2 separate regions of the Homo sapiens genome follow, and region 1 is linked to region 2. A link is an interaction called in ENCODE POLR2A ChIA-PET data of the cell type or tissue named here. Cell type or tissue: OCI-LY7. All regions are shown on one strand.

Region 1 (5,000 bases), 1.2 Mb before region 2:
TCAGATCCGAGGTATTTTGAACTAAACAGAACAGCAACCAACATCCATATAAAGTAACTACAAGAAAAAAATTAAAAACCATTTTAACTAATGAAAATTCTTTCCACCAACCACAATTCCATCCAACAGCCAAAAAGCAGAGGAAAACTAACAGTATTCTTCATATGAATTAAATATCATTTAGTAAGCAGCTGTAGCTATAAAGAATACCAAAAATCAGACATTAAAAAACTCAAAATAGAAATGGACACAAAGCAGAAAACTATAAAATGAGAACTGATGAAATTCAGGAAAGAAGTAGAAGAAAAAGCCAAAATAATCTTGAGATATGGAAACTAAATTACATTGTGTCCACGGGAAAATAGGTTAGCCTTAAAAGTCAAGAAGGAACATTGAAAATAAATTTAAAACAGCCAAGAGAACCCAAAACAAATTTGGAAAAGAAGGAAAAATATTAGAAAAAAAGTGAGAGATATAGAAGATAGACAGAAGTTAACATATGCATCATTGAAGTCTCCAAAGAAAAGAAACATAACAATGAAAGAAAGCTATAACTGAAGATAGTTTTCTGGATATAAAATAAAACATGAATTTTTGGGACCAAAGGTACCTTGAGAAACACTGAGTCAGTATCATTAGCCTCAGTGAAATGCAAATCAAAACCACAATTATAGCCACTAGGATGGCTATAATAAAAAAGGTAACGTGTTGATGAAGATGTGGAGAAACTGGAACTCTCATACATGGCTGGTAAGAATGTCAAATGGAGGCTGGGCACAGTGGCTCACACCTGTAATTCCAACTCTTTGGGAGGCTAACATGGTAGGATCGCTAGGGCCCAGCAGGTCAAGGTTGCAGTGAGCTGTGATCGTGCCACTGCACTCCAGCTTGAGCAACAGGGTGAGACCTTGTCTCAAAAGAAAGGAAAAAGAAAAAGTATGTCAAATAATACAGCCCCTTTGGAAAGCAGTCTGGAAGTTTCTCAAAAGATTAAGCATAAAGTTACCATATGACCCAGCAGTTCCACTCCTATATATGTATGCAAGGTAAATTAAAACGTATGTTCATACAAAAACTTGTACATGATTGGTTATTGCAGCATTATTCACAAGAGCCAAAAAGTGGAAACAACCCAAATACCCATCAACTGATGAATGGGTAAGTAAAATACAGTATATCCATAATATGGAATGTTAAAATGGCAGTAAAATCAATGCTACAGAATGTAGACGGACATTTTTATACAATGTGGGTGAACCATGAAAACATGCCAAGTGAAAGAAGCCAGTCACAGAAGACCACATAGATGATTCCATTCGTATGACACATCCAGAATAGGCAAATCTATGGAGACGGTGGATTAGCAGTTACCTAGGGCTGCAAGAGTTGAGGGGAATAGGAAGTGACCACTAATGGGTAACAGTTTCTTTTAGGGGTAATGAACTAAATTTGATTGTTCTAAAATTGACTGTGATGATGCTTGCACAACTCTGAATAAACTAAAACCATAGAACTGTGTACTGTAAATGGGTGAACTGTATGGTAGGGAAATTAGATCTCAATAAAGCTGTTTTTTTTAAAAAAAAGATATAGAAGTCAACTTGAAGGACTTTTTTTTTTTTTTCTTTTTTTTTTTTTGAAACAGAGTCTTGCTCTTTCTCCCAGGCTGGAGTGCAGTGGCATGATCTCAGCTGACTGCAACCTCTGCCTCCCAGGTTCAAGTGATTCTCCTGCCTCAGCCTGCTGAGTTATAGGTACTTGCCACCACACCCGGCTAATTTTTTTTTTTTTTTTCCAGTAGAGACAGGGTTTCACCATGTTGGCCAGGCTGGTCTCAAACTCTTGACCTCTGGTGATCCATCTGCCTCAGCCTCCCAAAATGCTGGGATTATAGGCATGAGCTACCACACCTGGCCTTGAAGGACTTTTTCATTGGCCAAATTTGGGACAATCTGCAAATAAAAAATAATGTTAATTACGATTTAATTACATTTTAAGTATAATTGTATTTAAGTATATTTGAGATAATTATATACTTAAATGTATAATTAACTTCAACATAATTAGGTATATAGTTAAGTATATATGCTTAATATATGATTATATTTAAAATATGTTTATATATTAAATATATTAACAAGTATATTAATATATAGTACTATATAATAAATATGTTTAACATAATATATAAATATATAATAAATGTATTAAATGTTAATGTAAAATAAATATTTGTAATCTATAATTATAATTGATTATAATATAATAATTTTTTGAAAATCATGGTCCATAGTCAATCTCAAACAAAACATAAGAAAACAAAGAGAGAAAAAGAAAAGCTCATCTTTACAGAGTGATAACTGTAAGAGGAATGTTAGATTAGACAATTACCCTTTTGGAAACTCAAATGTAATAATTAACCAATTAACCAAGATAAGGATTACTAATGAATGCTAAAACTATTGGGAAAAAAGTTTCTGGGAACAAGGTATTCACACAGACTCCCAAGTATTGCCCCACTGATTATTTACTAATTACAAAAGGGAAATTATGCATTTATAATGGAAAGATCAAACAATTACCACCATAACCAAGTGATCAAACATCACCAATAATGGGACTACCAGACATGTGCCTCCTAAGTAGAATTCTTTCCAAAAATATTTAACCTAACTTCCTGCTTACAGGAAATACAGTAGATACTGGTATAAGATGAACACCATTAGGAAGTAATCATCTCCAGAATATGGGATATTATGTAGCTGCACCAGACCAGTTTGGTTCAACTTTTATGTAACAAAAGTTATGAGTTGTTTTTCAGTTGCTAATGGAGCTTCAGGTCATGTAACCTGAGCAGGCCCAGGTGAACCAAGTGTGTAGCCACAGGGGGGAACCTAAGTGCTCAGAGGAGCAGGGACTGAATTAGGAAGTTGACACTGCATGGCTGGATCTACGATGCAATCAGATTGAGCTCTGGCATCACTCATTAGCAGGATCCAGTGAGATCATGCCTCTTGGCATTACCTCATTGCAAGATCCAGTCAGATCATGCCTCATTACCCTATGCTTATAAAACCTGACACAGCCTGGAGCTCAGGGAGGCATTGCTTTGGGAGCTATCTATACCCAGTGTTCTTTTTACTAGTTGTAAGTAATAAAATCCTCTTGTTAAATCCTCCTTGGTTGTGGCCATTGGTTGTTACTTACCAAGTGACCTAGCCCACCTGTTGTGTGGGCAACAGTTGTACAAAACAATTGGCCTGAACTCTTCAAAAATGTCAACAGTATGGAAAAAAATACCCAGTAATAAATGGTATTGGAAGGAATGGTTCTAGATTAAAAGAGACTAAATAGATAATAACCAAAAACAATACAGGAAACTTGAGTGGATAGTGGAGCAGGAAAAAAAAGAGCTATAAAAGGTATTTGGGGGATAACTGGAGAGAGTTGAATTTGGGCTGATATTAGATGATATTATAGCACAATTGTTAAATTTGAGGGGCGGTGATGGCATTGTGGTTATGTGGAAAAATATTTTTATTCTTAGGAGATACATGCTGCAGTAATTAGAGGTGAAATGTTATAATATCTTTGTATTAGTCTGTTTTCACACTGCTGATAAAGACATACCTGAGACTGGGTAATTTACAAAAGAAAGAAGTTTAATGGACTTACAGTTCCACGTGGCTGGGGAGGCCTCACAATCATGGTGGAAGGTGAAAGGCACGTCTCACATGGCAGCAGACAAGAGGAGAGAACTTGTGCAGGGAAACTCCCCTCTTTAAAACCGTCAGATCTTGTGAGACGTATTCACTACCACAAGAACAGCATGGGAAAAACCTGCCCCCATGATTCAATTACCTCCCACAGGTTCTTCCCACAACTTGTGGGAATTCAAGATGAGATTTCGGTGGGGACACAGCCAAACCATATCAATCTTTAACTTAATTTTGGTTGTTTAACAAACAAAACTGTATATCTGTATTTGTAGCTATCTATCTAAGGGGGAGCACGTGCAAATGTGATAAAATGTTAGTAATTGATGAATCTGTAGTTGGCAGACTCTAAGTTGGCACTCAGTGAATTCTGACCTTCCCTCCTGGAATTCACACCTTGTGTAATCCTTTTCCCTTGAGTAAGGGCTGGGTTTAGAGACTGGCTTCTAGCAAACAGCATGTGGGAGGTTCCTTCCATAATTGAATTCTCTCTCCTTCAATTGCTCAGATGGAGATGGGCTGCCATGTTGTGAGCTGCCCCATGGGGAAGAGGCTCACATGTGAGGAACTGAGGGAGGCCTCCAGAAAACAGCCAGTGAAGAACTGAGACCCTCAGTCCAATAGCCTATGAGGAACTGAATCCTGCTGACAACCATATGAATGAGCTTGGAAGCAGATCCTTCCCCAGTGAAGCCTTCATGTGAGACTGCAGCCCACTTGACACTTTGATTTGTAGCTTGTGACAGACCCCAAGCCAGAAGAGTCAGGTAAGCAGTGCCTGCACTCCTGACCCATGGCAACTGGCATGATAAATGTTTTTTCCCATGAAGCTATGTTTTAGAGTAATTTGTTTTGCAGCAATAGATAACTAATTCACTAGGTAAAGGTTATATCCATTGTAATCTTTCAACTTTTCTGTAGATTTGCAGTTTTATGTGCTGACAGGTGAACACACTGCTGTTGGCACCATGGCCACTGCATACTACGTGCTGTCATGCTAACATTTGATGCTGCAGCAGTAAGTTATTTCTCAATTGATTCTGAGTCTCTGGTTCACTAGCAGGATCATGTGCCCAAGCTCCAGCTTCCAAGGTGTGAGGCCAGAAAGTACCTGACCCTCTCAGCTTCCACAGTGGGAATTGTGGCCCTGTCTCTCAAATAGGGAGGTATTCAGACACTGAGTAGATGAAAAAAAAAAAAGAAAAGAAAAAAAAAGGTGGGGGGGGGCGGTTGGTAAGAAAAGAAAAAGGAAAAGAGGGGGGAGAAAGTGAAAAGAAGAGAAAC
Region 2 (5,000 bases):
TAGTATTTATGAAAAACTATTTTTATCTAAAAAGTGGTTAAGGCAGGAGGATCACTTGAGGCCAGGACTTTAAGACCAGCCTAGACAACATAGGGAGACCCTGTCTCTACAAAAAAAAAAAAAAAAAAAAAATTAGCTGGGCCTGGTGGCACAATGCCTGTAGTCCTGCCTACTCAGGAGGCTGAGGCAGGAGGATCCCTTGAGCCCAGGAGTTCGAGGCTGTAGTGAGCTATGACTGTGCCACTACCCTCCAGCCTGAGTGACAGAACAAGACCTCATCTCTAAAAGAAAATAAAAAATAAAGATAAAAATTAAAAGTGATCATCTGAAATGACAAAGGCATATGAGGTCAGTTTTCTGAGGGCCAAAGAAATAAAGAAAGCTACCAAAGATGTTCTGAAAATACATACACTAAAATGGGGTCAGTAAATAGGCTAGATAATAAGTATTTCAGGTTTTGTTACAAGCCATACTGTCTCCACTCCAACTATTCAACTCTGCCATTGTTGCAAAAAAGCAGTTATAGACAATACATAAATGAATGTGTGGGTGTGTTCCAATAAAACTTTACTTACAAACCAGGTGGCTGACTCTGCTAATTGTCAACTCATACACAAAAATATAGATCCACTGGTATGACAATGTTTATGTCACACCTTTGATATAAGGCTGACATGAGAAATGTTACTCTAAATGGCTGTTCTTCCACAGTAATTTCTTTTTACTTAGGAATATAAAATATTATTTGCATTTTTTTTAAAAAAAGACCTATGTTCACTTTTAAAAATTACATTTTGAAAGGAAAATTGATCTCTATAATAATCTCTAAGACCTGAGAAAGGAAACCTATGGGAAAGAGAAGAGTAGGACGAGGAGGCTAGAAGGAGGAATCCAAAAGAACCAAGGTGAACAAACATTAGCTCAAGATTTGTATTCTCAGAACTATCTGCAAAAGCTGGTAACATGCATATCGTATATAAAACACATTTGTGCCCTCAAGAAACTCATGACGTAGTTGAAGAGCAAACTTATTTTTTGCCTCTGCATTCCAAAATTTTCAAGATTAAGGGCATATGGGATTGCAAATACATTTTCTGAAGAAGCTTAAAACTTATGCTTCAAAATAAAGACACTTTTAATGAAGACTTACACTTTTATAAACAGAAAAAGACGGCATAAAATCATGTTACATCTAGAATTTATTTTATATTTCTATTCTTTTGTCCTATATCAATTCTGTATTACTATCAGTAACTATGGCTCACTACATGGGCATAGCCTCCTGAAAGAATTTATCAGAACTTTCCTGGGAATGGGGTAGGGTAGTACTGAACCGAAAAAATCCCATGATTCCTCTTCTCCTTCCTTCTCCACCCTCTGACCCCCACTTCAAGAATCCCTACTATATATCATGATCTCTCAAAGTACAAAAGATAGATTTCTCCACTGAAAAAAACTAATTCTTGAACCCTAAAATATATTGAACATAATAAATCTGCGTACCTTCCTTCAAGTAGGCTCTGTCTCCGAAAAGTTAAGTTTGTACAGTAGAAAACAAAAAATTCCCAGGTCTGCAAGCAAGAATTAAGACCAAAACCACTGTCAGGAACAGTGGTTCATGTCTGTAATCCCAGCATTTTGGGAGGCCAAGGCAGGTAGATTGCTCGAGCCCAGACGTTTGAGACCAGCCTGGGCAACATGGCGAAACCCCATCTCTACAAAAAAAATACAAAAATTAGCCAGACATGTTGGTAAATGCCTGTGGTCCCAGCTATCCAGGAGGCTGAGGTGGGAGGACACAAGCCCAGGGAAATAGAGGCTGCAATGAGCCTTGATCATGCCATTGTACTCCAGCTTGGGTGACAGAGTGAGACTGTCTAAAAAAAAAAAAGAAAAAAGAAAAAAGGAAACTACACTTCTACACCCAGGTCCATCATAAATTATATAAGTGAGGTTACTTAAATTAGGGTAATTCCTAAGCAAAAGTTATAAGTGTTTCGGGGGGGCGGGGGGGTGTGGGAATAAATAGTGCCTAAATTTATTATAATTTTAGGCTGTTCCCAAACATTTTTAAGAATCTGACTGAATTTACACCTACTTATTTTCTTAAACAACATACCTATCCAGAAGAATTCTAACTCTTTCTTGGAAGAAAATACTATTAAATCTACTACTTAAAAGTAGAAAAATAAATCACAATTCATTCACTAGGGTCAAGGAAATTAAAGACCAAAATAGACCCTAAAAAAAAATGCATATTGTAACTGTTAAGCATTACAGCCAAGAGGAATTTTAGCTTTAACATCAAAAATAAGAGGCTCCTCAGAGAGAACATTACGTGAGATTTTTATTTTTTAGCTTTTTTTTTTATAGTGAGAATGTTATGTATAGTTTTTAAAACATTAAGAACTGAAAGACATTTTCCACATATGCAAATAAACGTACCTCTAACTAGGAACTATATATATAATTTTCTCATTAGGAAAAAACAAGAGAGATTCATTAGCTTAAGCTATGATAAATAGTATATAAATTAATGAGTGAAGCTGTATTCCAATAAAATACAAGAAGAGAGCTTTAAGGTCTGGCTAAGCATCCATGACCCTACGGGCAATGAGAAATCAAATGTTTTGGGAGAGAGAAGGAAGAAACAAAGTAAACGAAGCTCTTATGGGATATTTAGTGCTTTGCAAAAGTCATTTCATATCCAGGGATACTGGGTACTGCCACAGGGAGATCAGACTGTTAGAGGACCTCAGCAAGACTCAGAGGTCTAAAAGAAGGGAAAGGAGCTGAAGGCTGTCTCCATAGTTTCAGGATGAGGGGTCAGAGAATTCAAAGCAAGTCCTGTCTTGTCTCACATGATTGTTATAGGTCCCCTACACTACCCAACCGTCCTAAGTTAAAACCAGTGCCCAAGATTACCCTACATTTTCCTACATTTTATCTAAAACTTACCGAATCTTCAGGGGGTCTCTGGATTTTTCCCCAATCCACAGAAGGCCCCTTTTCTTGCAAAAATCTATGAAATAGCTTCCGAAATCCATCCAGGTCTTTTTTGGTGTGCTGTGAAAATAGAAGTCATTGTTACAACCAGCAGAATGCTTAATATTTAATAAAAACATAAAGACAGATACAAGTTACACATTTAAAATATCGTTAAATGAAATTCTTACACCATTAGGACATGGAGGGAGCAAGACTTTTTCACATCCTAAAAGCTAATACAGGCTGGGCGTAGTTGGTGCATGCCTGTAATCCCAGCACTTTGGGAGGCTCAGGCCAGCTGATCGTTTGAGCTCAGGAGTTTGAGACCAGCCTCGGCAATATGGCAAAACCCGGTGTCTACAAAAAAAATACAAAAATTAGCCAGATGTGGTGGTGTGTGCCTGTAGTCTCACCTACTCGGGGGCTGAGGTGGGAGGATCACTTGAGCCCAGGAAGTTGAGGCTGCAGTGAGCAGAGATTGCACCACTGCACTCCAGCCTGGGTGACAGAGTGAGATCCTGTCTCAAAAACAAACAAAAACAAACAAACAAACACCATTTGTTTAATGGGAATTCCAACTGGCTCTGTACTTTTTTTTTTTTTTTTGAGACAGAGTCTTGCTCTGTTGTCCAGGCTAGAGTGTAGTGGCGCAATCTCGGCTCACTACAAACTTCACCTCCCAGGCTTAAACTACCCTCCCACCTCAGCCTCCCCAGTAGCTGGGACCACAGGCGCATACCACCATGCCTGGCTAATTTTTGTATTTTTTGGTAGAGACAGGGTTTCGCCATGTTGCCCAGGCCAGTCTCAAACTCCTGAGCTCAAGCAATCCTCCTGCCTTGGTCTCCCAAAGTGCTGGGATTACAGCTAAGAGCCACTGCGCCTGGCCGCTACACTTACTTACCAATATCTTTCTCTACTTCTCAATGAAAATTAATCTTCACTAAAAGAACAAAAAGAAATAAAACACAGCTAGCTTCAAAACATTAAGTATAAATTGAAATATAAAAATGAAAATACTAACCTATTGATTTACAAGTAAAAAAGTAAATGCCTCCCAGTTCTGGAAAACTTCTATGACAATTGTCAAAGTAGCATGGTTCTATCAGAAGTGACTCTCTGGAAAAGGCATGCAGGACATATGAAGCTAACTTCTCTCAATTACAACTGAACACAGGTATGCATTTCTCCACCCAATGACATCAAAACACAGAACAAAGTATAATTTGGTTCTGATTATTTTAATGACTTTGAAAACTTCCTAGGCTTAAATGAAAAAAAGATAATGGATTTACAAAGGGCAAATGTTAAAAGCCGGTAATTGTTAAGCAATTCTAATTTTTTTGTTTTTGATGTTATCGTACATCTTGTGCTGATTTGAGGTGATGATTATCATCATCACCGGCAGCAACTCAGCATGAAGACAGATGAAGGGAGGGGCGGGGGGGTGGAACACTGTAGAAACCTCCTTACCTCAAATTCATGTGATGATGCTGTGGTGAGTATTTTTTCTAGTTCCTTCTTCACAGATAATTCTAGCTCTTGCCGAATGACTTCTTGGAACTGAGAAGCACCATCTTGAGACATTGCTTTGCTAAGATCTTAAAACAAAAACATAAAACCACCAACTGAAAACTCCAGGAAGCCATTCAAACAGCTGGTAAGCTATAACTGATTTCTGGTATTCAGCAAATGAAAAGGGCTCAATCCCAAGGTCCCTTTATCCTGTGGCAGTAATTCAGTGGTGTCAACTAGTTAGGACTCGTTTCACTCCAGTTTCATATTCTCCACTAAACAAGAACCCCTTGAGAGGTATTGGCAATTCCAAGGTGCCTCTACTTCCCTGTATCGACGTTTTCATTTTAAAAGGAGAAGGGCATAGGGCTGCCTGCCATCTTCTGGTTCCCAATTTCAGCCAAGACTTTCCACTGCTTACGTGTGTCAGACTAGACTTTTAATGCTTTTGGCATAGCCGGGCACTTCTGTGACAGATGGATCTCACTAAAGGTGAC

What was found. ChIA-PET counts read pairs that join two places held together with the same protein. Peaks named below come from ENCODE experiments on the same cell type or tissue, not always from the same donor. Only the 100,000 strongest peaks of a DNase experiment are listed, where the experiment ranks them.
Region 1: POLR2A ChIA-PET joins it to region 2 with 5 read pairs; 3 of 35 experiments call an interaction of 5 or more read pairs at or near these places.

Annotation. Positions count from the first base shown.
Region 1 is chr2:65,047,437-65,052,436 of GRCh38, reverse strand. It overlaps LINC02576 (long intergenic non-protein coding RNA 2576), which reads right to left. Exons shown (of 3, transcript NR_183398.1): 3 at 1-57. Among named protein-coding and RNA genes, the nearest start is that of CEP68, 6.5 kb to the left of the region's middle. RefSeq lists a silencer at 1,796-1,968. In OCI-LY7, no CTCF peak of the experiment used is centred here; a DNase peak (open chromatin) is centred at 2,948.
Region 2 is chr2:63,855,895-63,860,894 of GRCh38, reverse strand. It overlaps UGP2 (UDP-glucose pyrophosphorylase 2), which reads right to left. Exons shown (of 10, transcript NM_006759.4): 2 at 4,462-4,589; 3 at 2,959-3,066. Among named protein-coding and RNA genes, the nearest start is that of UGP2, 16 kb to the right of the region's middle. In OCI-LY7, no CTCF peak of the experiment used is centred here; no DNase peak of the experiment used is centred here.